3 separate regions of the Homo sapiens genome follow, and regions 2 and 3 are each linked to region 1. A link is a contact called in ENCODE Hi-C data. All regions are on one chromosome and are shown on one strand. The core of a region is the stretch at or near the end of the contact, and the rest is flanking DNA. Distances in the headings are between cores, read along the strand shown. Region 1 holds the start of PDHX (pyruvate dehydrogenase complex component X). Region 2 holds the start of QSER1 (glutamine and serine rich 1). Region 3 holds the start of EIF3M (eukaryotic translation initiation factor 3 subunit M).

Region 1 (3,665 bases), core at 55-2,554:
CTGAGCCCCACACCAGACCAGACCGAATCTCTAGGAGCTGGAAAAAAGTTTAATTTCAACAAACTTGGAGGAGGGAAGAGAAGGAATTCTGCACACACTGTTAAAGCACCTCTGCTCCAAGGAATATGTTATGAAACATTACACCAAAAATGAAATAAATTGTTCCCATTAAGGAACCTTTAGGAACCCCAATACACTCATCTTACCATATGACTTTGTGTGATTTTTTTTTTCTGAGCCTAAGGTAGCTCAGAATATGAAGGCAACGTCTACTAGACCTATTTAAATTAAAATTCATTCTGTAGAGTGCCAGGAACGATGATTGGCAGGTAATACGTCACACTAAAAAACGTCAGTCCTATTCTCCATCCCCGCCTCCCTCCAACCTTCTCCCAAAATAAGGAAAAATAATACCCGGCCTGCCATTTTGCATACTGTTAAATACTGCAAGAATTGTGTTAACTGCATCAATATCATTACTAAACAACAATTTTCTATAATAAATTTTTGGTATGATTTATCTCCTAAATGTTTGCTCTTTCAAGCGAATATTTGCTTGAAACATTCTCCTGGACCTTTGTCTATCGTGATGCCGTAGGAATTTACAAATTTAAGTCTTCCACGAGTCATGGCGTGGGGTAAAACTCGACTGGCCTCAATGAAAACACCTCCTAACAGAGAGAGGCCTAGAGAATAAGTAAGAACTCCCAACAGTGGCTTTTCAATCTCGGCAACCTTGGGCAGCTTTTTCTCGTCCGAGACGTTTGACAACCCTAAAGAAACCTGAGCCTTGATTGGAAAGGGGGCTGAGGGAGGAGAGTTTGGGAACCCTCTCTGCGCCTCACAAATAACCCAAATTCCAAGGCAAGGTCACAAAGCCATACAAACCAGGGGGCCTAGGGCAGAGTCGAGTTCTCTCAGCTGCCAAGAAAGCCCTTCACAGCATGCATTAGGCCAAGTCGGCGGACCCCAACCGGAGAAAGAGGAAAGGGAATAAGGAGCCCGCGCACCTTCACACCCAAAAGCAGGCCCTCAATCATAACTGCCCCTGTCCCAGGCCCATCACTCAGCTACACAGAGAAGCTGAGCGAGCCCCGGCCACTCACCCCGAAGCCACTGCGTGCTGTGAAACCATCTCCAATTAGCTCCGCGGCTTACAGACCACCCAAGAGCCCCCTTCACCAGCCCTACGCTTCGGCGGCCGGGGAAGCCCACAAGATAACGCAGCAGCCGCGGATCACAGCCCAGCCTCCAGGAGGCCGCCATCTTGACGGCCTTCTCACTGGCTGCCCGCAGCACAGCCTGATGTCCAGCATCAAGGCCCCGCCTCCCGCATGGTTGGCCACGCCCCCAGACGCTAGCGGTGCCTTTAGGTCTCTCAGACTTGAACCCCCGCCCCCCAACCCAGCCCCGCCTCCAACCACGTTGGCCTTGCCTCCCGGGAAGTCAGGTGCGCCGCTGGATATCTCAGCCGGCGGGGCCTTACCAGACCCCGGCCCCCGCCCCGTTCGCCCCGCCCCCGGGCTGCCCTCAGCGCCGCCTGATTGCATTTGCGGCCTCGCTGCCGTATCCCAGGCTAAGCGCCGCGCGCAAAGCCGTGCGGAGATTGGAGGCCGCGCGGGTCCCTGGTCTGGGCCATGTCTGGCTGTGATGCTCGGGAGGGAGACTGTTGTTCCCGGAGATGCGGCGCGCAGGTAGGGGCGGGGCCACCGGTGCCCGGTATTCCCAGGAGGAGAGGCCCAGGCGGGACCCGGCGGCTGGAGCTGGGCGCAGGGTAGCGGGCCGGGCGTTTAGCTGCGGGGCGGGGTTTCGGGCCTGGCCGTTCGCTACCCCGGCGCACCGCGACCTTGGCGTTCGGAAGCAAGGCTGCGAGGCCCCAGGAGATCAGTGGTCTCGGGCGGGGCGCTCCGATGGCGGGAGCTGGGCGCCAAACGTTGGAAAGAAGCAAATAACTGAGAGAGGAGAGCGTTTAGGTGACCTCACCGGGTATTTATCAGGAAGGCAGGCCAGAGAAGGAATCGTGAAGCACCGAAGTGGAGCTGGGGCGAAGACCGCGCCCCCCAAGCTTCTTTTCTGCGCCCTGACGACCAGTTAGGCGTTTGGGGGGACGTTTGGCACTCGGGAGACGTTTGCCGAACCGGAGCTGTGCCTCAGCTGCCAGCGCTTTGCCTTTGAGCAGTTGCTCCTTGCCTATCTCCGTTTAGATGAATTGTGGGATGATCATGGGAACGATTCTTCCTTAAGCCGAAGTCAAAGGGAAATCCACCCTCACGCTGCATGTAGTTTTCGGTCATTTACACAAACCAACAGTTTTATGGAGCGCCTTCTACACGCTCAGAGATAGGGATACGTAAGATAAATGGCCCAGGGTCTGGAGAACTAGACGAATAAGCAGTTTCAGCACAATATGATAAACCCCACCTAAGAGGCAGGGAAACCCCTCAAAATTAGTTTCCTTATTCCCCCTATCTTATTCCTCCTATCTATATCTTTCTTAGGGTTGAAAATCCTAATTAAAAAGTAGTAACTCGCGGGAGATTTCATTGCTAAACATTTGTCAACCACTTTCTTGTTTGAATAAGTGACTTCCCCAAATTAGCAAAGACGACTCTGAAAATAGAATGCTGCATAGGCAAGATTGGATGAGAGAGAGAAGATCTTGGAGACAGGACAGGTAACTGGAGATCGTTCCTGGGCAAGTGTGTATGGAGAAGTGTCCGTACCCTCAATCAGTAAATCTTAGTGTAATGTCATCAGAATGAGCATCAAAGAGAGCCTTAAGGGACCCGAGAATAAACTAGGATTCTCAAACCAAACATGGCCCACAGACAGCTTGGTGGACAGGCATGTTTTTTTTTTGCTGCACTCAATGTTCATGAAAAATTTGAGCCAACCTTTTTTTTTTTTTTTTTTTTTTTTTGACACGTTTTGCTCTTGTTGCCCAGGCTGGAGTGCAGTGGCGTGATCTCAGCTCACTGCAACTTCTGCCTCCTTGGTTCAAGCGATTTTCCTGCCTCAGCCTCCCAAGTAGCTGGGATTACAGGCGCATGTCACCACACCCAGTTAATTTTTGTATTTTTAGTAGAGACTGGGTTTCACCATGTTGGCCAGGCTGGTCTCGAACTCGTTATCTCAGGTGATCCACCCCCCTAAGCTGCCCAAAGTGCTGGGATTACAGGTGTAAGCCACCACGCCCTGCCAAGCCAACATTTCAAAATCCAGAATCATTTCAGCTTCTTTTAAAACCTCAGAACACATGGTGACATTGGGCCCTTATTTTTTCATGGGATCTGGATTGCGGTTACTAGTGAACACCACCTTTACAGAGGGTGCTGGCCAGGTTACCACAGCTTCCACTACTCACACTGGATTTGCATATCTAGTTAAATACATGAGCCCCTCTAGATATTTGTATTTGTCTGGTTTTGTACAAATACATAAAAACAGCAATAAGAAAAGTTTTAAGAAGTCATAAAATTTCATTGTAGTTTTAGGGGGTCATGGGCAATGGAAAGAGACAGTCTCTTTGGCCTTAAGGAAGGGGAATGTTCAACTGTAAGTGATTAATTCAACGAATATTTAGTGAGCGCCTACTATGTGCCAGGCATTGTGGATTTATAAGTGCAAGCTGCATCTGGTTCCTTCTCCCCTAGAACATGCTGTAC
Region 2 (3,684 bases), core at 599-3,098, 2.0 Mb after region 1:
TTTCTCATTCTTTCACAATCGTCCCAATGGACAATCTAAGACAAAGACCAGCTACCCTTCACACTTATTTGCTCAATCATGAACGTAGAACTTTCGTAAAAACAAAGAAGATAACCTGGAACACGGTAATGTATAAACTTAAAACAAAAGTTCACTTCTGTCGTGAAAAATAATGAAGAAATCTGATGAGATCATAAAGCCACGAAGCTTCCTGTTGGTAGCTGAGGATGAAGTCATTAGCAACCCAGGATTCCCTGGTCCATGTAATCAGAAGCTGCACCTACCAGATTCTGTATTGTTCGGGAGAGGTGGCTTTAAAACACCCCGCTCACCAATTCTCCAAACCAGACCACGCCTTCCAGTTATCATTCAAATGGGACCGTTTCACAGTGTGGCACTACTACACATTTCCCGCGAGCTTAAATATCAAGTAGGAGTCAAAATTTTAGATTCCCTTGGTCATGCAAGATGAACTCTTGAACCCCACGCTACATAATGCACCCGGACCTTAAAGGCCGAGATGGAGAAGCATGCTTTGGTTCTTCAACCTTTACGGCCTTCACTACCCCCACCCCAACCCCCGCCCCATTTCTTCCCAACTCTCAGTCACCCCGAGGCATAGAAGGCAAAGAAAGATTCCTTACTTCCTGCTGTTGTTAAAAGGGGAGGAAACCTAAGAGCAACTTTGAACGCGTGGAAGAAAAATCGCCTAAATCTTGGCCACCAGCGCAAACATATGTCACCCGGCCCTGGAGCCGCGTTCGCGCCCTGCCGGGCCCCCTCTTCTGCCCTGCGCCCCGGGGATTCTCCCGTAGCCCAGCCCTCCCGGGCCCCCCAGTGTCTCCGGGACGCGGTTCCGCGACTCTTCCTCTCCCGCCTCCGCAACCCTCACACGCCGGAGTCCCCAAGACCGCATTGTCGGCCACCCAGGTTCCAATACAATGGATCGCCACTGCCCCAAACTCTCCGGCGCCCCCTTCGGACCCCCGGCGCCAATCCTGGGTCTCACAGATCCCGAGTTCAGCCACGAGCCCAAACTTCACCATGTGAGAGCCCAGGACCCAAGAGGTGACGGAGCCCCACGACTCCCGCCCAGCTATTCCTTCACCCGCCGTCCCCAGGCGCGAATCCTGCACCGGGCGCCCCCACCTACCCGCGACCACCCCGTAGGAGTCATCAGCCGCCTCCCCCGAGCTGGCCGAGGGCGAGCGGAGGGCTCCCCGCCCGGCCCAGACCTCTGGGCGGCGCTGCAACCGAGCGAAGGCCCCAAACGCATCCCCGGCCTTTCCTGGTCCACCGCGACCCCGCCGCCCACCCTCCCTACCTGGCCTTGAGGCTGGGGCTGCTGCCGCTACTGCAGCTGCCACTGCTGCAGCTGCTGCTGGCGGCGGCGGCGGCGGCTCGGGGTTCGTACGCCCAGGCTGGGGCGGGGGGCTGCGCAGCGGCGCTGGCGGGGACGGGGGCGGCGGGGGGCGCGGGCGGCGGCGGCGGCGGCGGCTCGGTGAAGCCCGAGGTCGCGTAGTTCCTGTCCATCGTGGGGGTGGCGTAGGGAGGGCGGGCAGCAGCGGGGGATCCTCCAGGGCTCCGTGTGACGGGGGCGGGCAGGGAGAGGGGGCGGGGGAGGAAGAGGGGGCGGCGGCGGTGGAGGGAGCTGCCCCCTCACATGGCCCCGGCGAGCAGGCGGGAGAAGGGCGCGCTGGCGAGTCTGGGCCGCAAAGACCCGGGCCGCGGCGGGCGGCGAGGCCCCAGCTGGGCGTCAGGGAAGCGGAGGCACCCGCGGCCGGGACTCGCGGCGACGGCGGCGGCGGCGGCGGCCGCTGCGCCCCATGTTGGTGGATTTCCCAGGATGCACCTCCCGCCCCCCTCCGCCCCGCGGCCTTGCCCCGCCTCCCCTCTGAGCCCCGCGCTTGCCGCTCGCGGGGCTGGCGGGCGGCCGCGAGGCCTCCGCCACCGCAGGACGCTTCGCGAGGGACAGTTGGGGCCGAGAAGGCGCGGGTCCTGCGGGGCCCGGCCGACTTCAGGGACTCCGAGGGGCGCCCGCCAGCCGGAGCCCGCGAACCGCAGACTTCCCGCCTTCCGCAGCCCGGAAGGGAGCTGTCCGCACTCGCCGCGGCCCGCGTGGGAAGGGACCGCGCCTGGCTATCGCCCCGCGCGGGGGAGGGGAAGTGGAGTGGAACCCAGCGTAGGGCGCTGCTCAGGGGTAGCCGGGTCAACGCTTTGCTTGGAGCTCACTATTTGACCCTTCGGGTTATTTTGAGGGACTCCAGTACTCAGTTCCCTGATCGCGATTTCTTTCTCTGCGCCCCAATCCAGAAACAGCTGAGCGAGCTCTTTTGCAGTTCCGCTTACTCCCTCCCCAAAGCTTGCTGGGCTAGAGGACCCTTTTCCTGCTGTTAGGGGAGATTTATATTCAAAGAGATTCAAATTCAAACGTATTATTTTCCAATCCTCGCTGAAAGGGCCTTTCCCAAGGGCTCTTATTAACTGTCCCCACCCCCACCTTGGGGATTTTTCTCGCTCTGGGTTTCAGAATCTTCTATCCCAAGATAGATAACCACCTCTTCATTGATTAATCCAACTACCATCTGGATGACTTTAATTACAATAAATTTAAACTCACCATGCACTCTGATGTTGAGGGGTTTTGTTTGAGACTTGGAACTTCAGCAGGACTCTCTCCCCAAACATTTCCTATCTGATCTCCAAGCTGCTTGGTGTGCGGTAATTTAATGACTATTTGCGGTTCTTCTGTTGCATAGCAGAGTTGTATTTCTTGTAATAACTCACAAGTATTGAAACTAGGGAATCGTACAAATCATCGTTTGGCCCTTGGGCCATAAATTTAAAGGTTAAAATAACAGTAAAATTTCTATTTAATGACCACCTCCTTTTAAAAATCAATATTGGTTTAACACCTATTATGTGCTTAGCACAGAAATCTATCCCTCAAGATAAGCATAACATAAAGGTTTAAGCAAATCAGCCGTAGTGAAAGACCTAATAAACTTGATACGCTATCTCTGATGACCATTGAAAAAGTTTAAACTTTGGTAATAATCTGGTGTTGGATCTGCTATGCCTTGCGAGATTAATTTTGTTCTGGAAGATCCTGTTTTCCTCCTGGCGCCTACATCCTTTTGTTCCTATTCATTCCTTTTTGCAAGTCTTTCTGCACCTGTGATGCTTGGAGCCTGGTCCCCGGGTGGGGAAGCAAGGAAGTGAGTAGTCGTTATTTACACATGAATTCAAACGTGTAGGCACAGCGACTTTGCCAATTTTATGTTAATTACAAAATGCATTTACTGAGGATATCTTTGAAAAGTGGTTTTTCTTTGAAAAGGAATTTGCGAACTAATCTGAGTTCATGCAGAGAAGTAACGTAAATCTTCATTACATTTATTTTTCTTCCTGCAAACTGGAAATGTGGGATCTAAATTAAAAAGTTTTCACAACTAGCTATTATATTTATAAGTACTTTTGTGAGCGCTAAAGTTTTGTCTCTATGAAAAGTATAGGAAATGGAGTGGCATGCTATAAATGTTTTATGACACTTAGTTTGAGATACCCACAACTGGCACTCAGAGTGAGTTACGCAGGCAATACCAAACAAGTGGCAATAAAACCTTTATAGTCCCTCACACCATTATGTAGTTTGTTTATGTCACATAAATCAGGGAAAGATAT
Region 3 (3,945 bases), core at 1,164-3,663, 2.3 Mb after region 1:
GAGATGGAGTTTCACTCTTATTGCCCAGGCTGGAGTGCAATAGCATGAGTGCAATGGAGCGATCCCGGCTCACTGCAACCTCTGCCTCCGGGGTTCAAATGATTCTCCAGCCTCAGCCTCCCAAGTAGCAGGGATTACAGGCATGCGCCACCATGCCCAGCTAATTTTGTATTTTTAGTAGAGGCAGGGTTTCATCATGTTCGTCAGGCTGGTCTCAAACACCTGACCTCCGGTGATCCACGGGCCTCGGCCTCCCAAAGTGCTAAGATTATAGGCGTGAGCCACCGTGCTCAGCCTGGTTTTAAAGATAATAAAATGAGGATGTGCAACAGGAATATGAAAGGATACCATTAGTAAATGCACAGGCATTACATTTTCTAGACCAAGCCAAAAAAAAAAAATTCAAAGCCATCAAGATTTTTAAACCCCCAAGTATATTTAGTTGCCTCAGGAAAGTATTAAACCTGCAGATCTGACGGTACTATCCTTTCAGGTAACAAGAACACAGTAACTTCATAGAAGAGTTGGTATTATAAGCAAAATTAAAAAAAGAAAACAAACTGTCACCATGTCAGAGAAAACAAAAATACCTCCAGAAATCATGCTTCATGCTTCTCTATGGAGGAAACAGATACACAGCAAACTTTTTCTAAGAACTATTGAACCACGTTTGCTGTTTTTCTGTCATCCTCACTGCCACAAGTGGTTGTGGAAGCAGCATAAGCAAAGGAAAACAAAAAAAGATAAAGAATTCCATTTAACTCTAATCAAGCTGAGAATTTCACCAAAGTTAAACTAATCCTGAGCAATTTCATATTTCCCTGAAAGGACTGTCTACAGCGATACTGATGTTACAAGAACAGAAGCAGAGCCTGAGAAAAGACACTTTAAGATACGATCAATGACAAGAACTTCCTCCATTCACTTTGTATGTTAAAAAAAAAAAAATTCCAAACACTTTCTCAGTTAACCTAACAGCCAACTGTTGGTAACATGCTTCCATTTCTAATCAGGTATCTTTTTGTCTTTCATATCTTCCTATCTGTGCTTAACCTCCCCATCCTTGACCTTTTCTCCGCCTTTTGCATTTTCCCTTCTTACTTTGCTCTTCAGAGCATCGGAACTGCATTCCTACCATGGGGCGGGGGGAGGAGAGAGGGGGAACTCACTCCCGCAATTCTGTAAGTTGTCTTAGACAAGTAAACTTCCATGCGAAGTTTATGATATCCAATCATTTGGAAGTTACTTCCGTGTTAGTGGAGTAACAGAAATAAAACGACAAAGTTAGGACTTCACAGAAGAATTTTCAGCAATACAAAATTAACTTAAAGAATACGATGTCGTGTTCAACTCCTACCAAATAAGGTTAAACTTTTGTTATGGGGAAAATGAGAACCATCAGCCCTGTATACCAAAGAGCAAACGCCAAACGGGAAATTTAAAAATATCAGGATGGTCCATCAGGTGTATGCCTCACAGAATTTAAGAGCTGAACTGATACCATACTTCCGGGGTACAGAACAACTCTCACCCTCATACAAGTAGGAATAGAAAGCAAGTGTAAAATACGGGTCGTCTTCGCCTGTGATCGCACAGTAATACGGGCGTTTTGATCTTTTTTTTTTTTTTTTTTTTTGAGAGGGACTCTCGCTCTGTCGCCCAGGCTGGAGTGCAGTGGCGCGATCTTGGCTCACTGCAAACTCCGCCTCGCGGGTTCAAGCGATTCTCTTGCCTCAGCCTCGGCAGTAGCTGGGACTACAGGCGCGTGCCACCGCGCCCGGGTAATTTTTTTGTATTTTTAATAGAGACAGGGTTTCACCGTGTTAGCCAGGATGGTCTCGATCTCCTGACCTCGTGATCTGCCCGCCTCGGCGTCCCAAAGTGCTGGGATTAAAGGCGTGAGCCACCGCGCCCGGCCCGGCATTTTGATCTTTAGCACAAAATTACTTTTCCCTACCCTGCTTATGCTAACTACAGATTCACCACCTCCCACTCCGAATGTGGCTGCATTTGACGGACGGAAGCAGACATCATTCCTCATCAGTCTAAAAGTACTATGTCGTCAGAAATGAGTCCCGACGCCGACCAGGGAGCTGGCGGTGAAGCGTCGGGCCCCGCGCTGGGACCGCCGGCCGGCGAGCTGGTGCGAATCGAGGCCAGGAACGCGCGCCCCAGCCACCGGCCTCCCCATTCTCGCGTGTAGAACAGCTGCGGGTGTCAGCCCCGGCCGCCCGGCCCAGGCTCGGCAGCGGTCCCTTGCGCTACTAGGACATCCCCCACCCCACCGTGGCGGCACCCGTAGACCGAAGCACACCTGATCTTCTTCACTGATGTCGATGAAGGCCGGGACGCTCATGGTGCAGGCCCGGGCACAGCGGACACTCCACTCGCAAGACCACGCCGACCGGAAAAGGGAACTGGGCCGCGCGACGCTGCTGGCGCAACTGCTTCCGGGTCACCCTGAGCGGCGACCTGTTGGGGCGGGGCCTTGAGAGCCAATCCTATCGCGCGCTCTCGCCGCGGAATGCAGCAGGGCGTGGCAGACGCGCTCGGGCTGGCCTAGTGGGTGGGACTTACTGGGCCTCCACTCAGCGACGCTTGTCGCGGCCTCCAGTTTTCAGGCCCGTGTAGCTAACTGCATTGATGTTGCCTCCCGCTGGCGCCTCCCTAAGTCCACCTTCCCTTGAAATGTTAAGCTTGTTGGGTCTTACCAAGTATGGATGGGTTTGTGTAGACCTGAAACTCTCCTGTACTGCTGTTGGGAACATAAAATGGTGCAGTCACTTTGCAGAGGAGCGGCAGTTTCTGAAAAAGTTCAGTATCCACCCAGCATATGACCCAGCTATTCTTCTACCCAAACTGTATGTCCGTACAAAGACTTGTACAAGAATGTTCATTGCCGCTTTTAAAAAATAGCAGCTTTGGCTGGGCGCAGTGGATCTCACGCCTGTAATCCCAGCACTGTGGGAGGCCGAGGTGGGCGGATCACTTGGGGTCAGGAACTGGAGACCAGCCTGGGCAACATGGCAAAACCCCGTCTCTACTAAAAATACAAAAATTACCGGGGCATAGTGGTGCGCGCCTGTAATCCCAGCTACTCGGGAGGCTGAGGCAGGAGAATCACTTCAACCTGGGAGAAGGAGGTTGCAGTAAGCCCAGATCATGCCACTGCATTCCAGCCTGGGCGACAGAGCGAGACTCCGTCTCATAAAATAAATACACAATTCAGTAGTTTTTAGTATTTTCAGAGTTGCACAACCATCACTACTATTTAATTTTAGAACATTTTCATCACCTACAAAAGAAACTACCCATCAGCAATCACTCCCCAGACCCCCGGCCCCACCTCTCTCCAGCCCCTGGCAAACACTACATTTTGTCTCTATGAATTTGCCTTTTCTGGACATTTCATGTAAGTGGAATCACAAAATACACGGTGGCCTAAGTCAGACTTACTTCATTTAGCATAATGTTTTCAAGGTTCGTCCATGTATCCCTCCTATATTCCTATTTATTGCTTATAATATTGCATTGTTATGGATATACCACATTGTGTTGATTTGTTCATCAGTTGGTGGACACTTGGGTTGTCTCCATTTTTTGGCTATTATGAATAATGTTTCCATGAACGTTAGTGCACAAGATTTTGTGTGTACGTATATTTCTCTTAGGTATGTACCTATGAGAGGAATCAGTGGCTTATTTAGTAAATTTATGTTTAGCTTTTTCAGGAGACAGTTTCCAAAAAGTTAACACTTTATTTTCAATAGCCAAAAAAAAGGAAACAACCCAAATGTTCATCAATAGATGAATGAAGTGGATCAAAAAATTGTTATACATCTGCTTAATGGAATACTGCTGTGCAACAAAAAAGGATGAATTATTGATACATGCAAAAACACAGATGAATCTTTTTTTTTTTTCAGTCTCTTCAGCCTGGGTGAC

Evidence for each region. Hi-C counts contacts between places; a loop is a spot of excess contacts on that map. Pooled maps may share reads with other maps.
Region 2: a loop to region 1 is called in a map of CD8-positive, alpha-beta T cell, with 5 times the contacts of the local background. The contact joins the promoter of QSER1 here to the promoter of PDHX in region 1. A Hi-C loop is called at or near these places in 1 of 168 maps with a recorded cell type or tissue (CD8-positive, alpha-beta T cell) and 11 of 50 pooled maps.
Region 3: a map of CD4-positive, alpha-beta T cell shows a loop between it and region 1 (6-fold over the local background). The contact joins the promoter of EIF3M here to the promoter of PDHX in region 1. A Hi-C loop is called at or near these places in 3 of 168 maps with a recorded cell type or tissue (CD4-positive, alpha-beta T cell and naive thymus-derived CD4-positive, alpha-beta T cell) and 10 of 50 pooled maps.

What each region holds. Positions count from the first base shown.
Region 1 is chr11:34,914,257-34,917,921 of GRCh38, reverse strand. PDHX (pyruvate dehydrogenase complex component X) reads right to left here and starts at 1,304. Exons shown (of 11, transcript NM_003477.3): 1 at 1,107-1,304. The coding sequence starts at 1,266. APIP (APAF1 interacting protein) reads left to right here and starts at 1,543. Exons shown (of 7, transcript NM_015957.4): 1 at 1,543-1,694. The coding sequence starts at 1,638. RefSeq lists an enhancer at 1,003-1,302 and silencers at 1,473-1,522, 1,543-1,882.
Region 2 is chr11:32,890,975-32,894,658 of GRCh38, reverse strand. QSER1 (glutamine and serine rich 1) reads right to left here and starts at 1,848. Exons shown (of 13, transcript NM_001076786.3): 1 at 1,325-1,848. The coding sequence starts at 1,533. RefSeq lists silencers at 1,076-1,475, 1,556-2,175 and an enhancer at 2,923-3,497.
Region 3 is chr11:32,582,299-32,586,243 of GRCh38, reverse strand. It overlaps EIF3M (eukaryotic translation initiation factor 3 subunit M), which reads right to left and starts at 2,413. Exons shown (of 11, transcript NM_006360.6): 1 at 2,315-2,413. The coding sequence starts at 2,356. RefSeq lists enhancers at 2,258-2,407, 2,050-2,702 and a silencer at 2,568-2,627.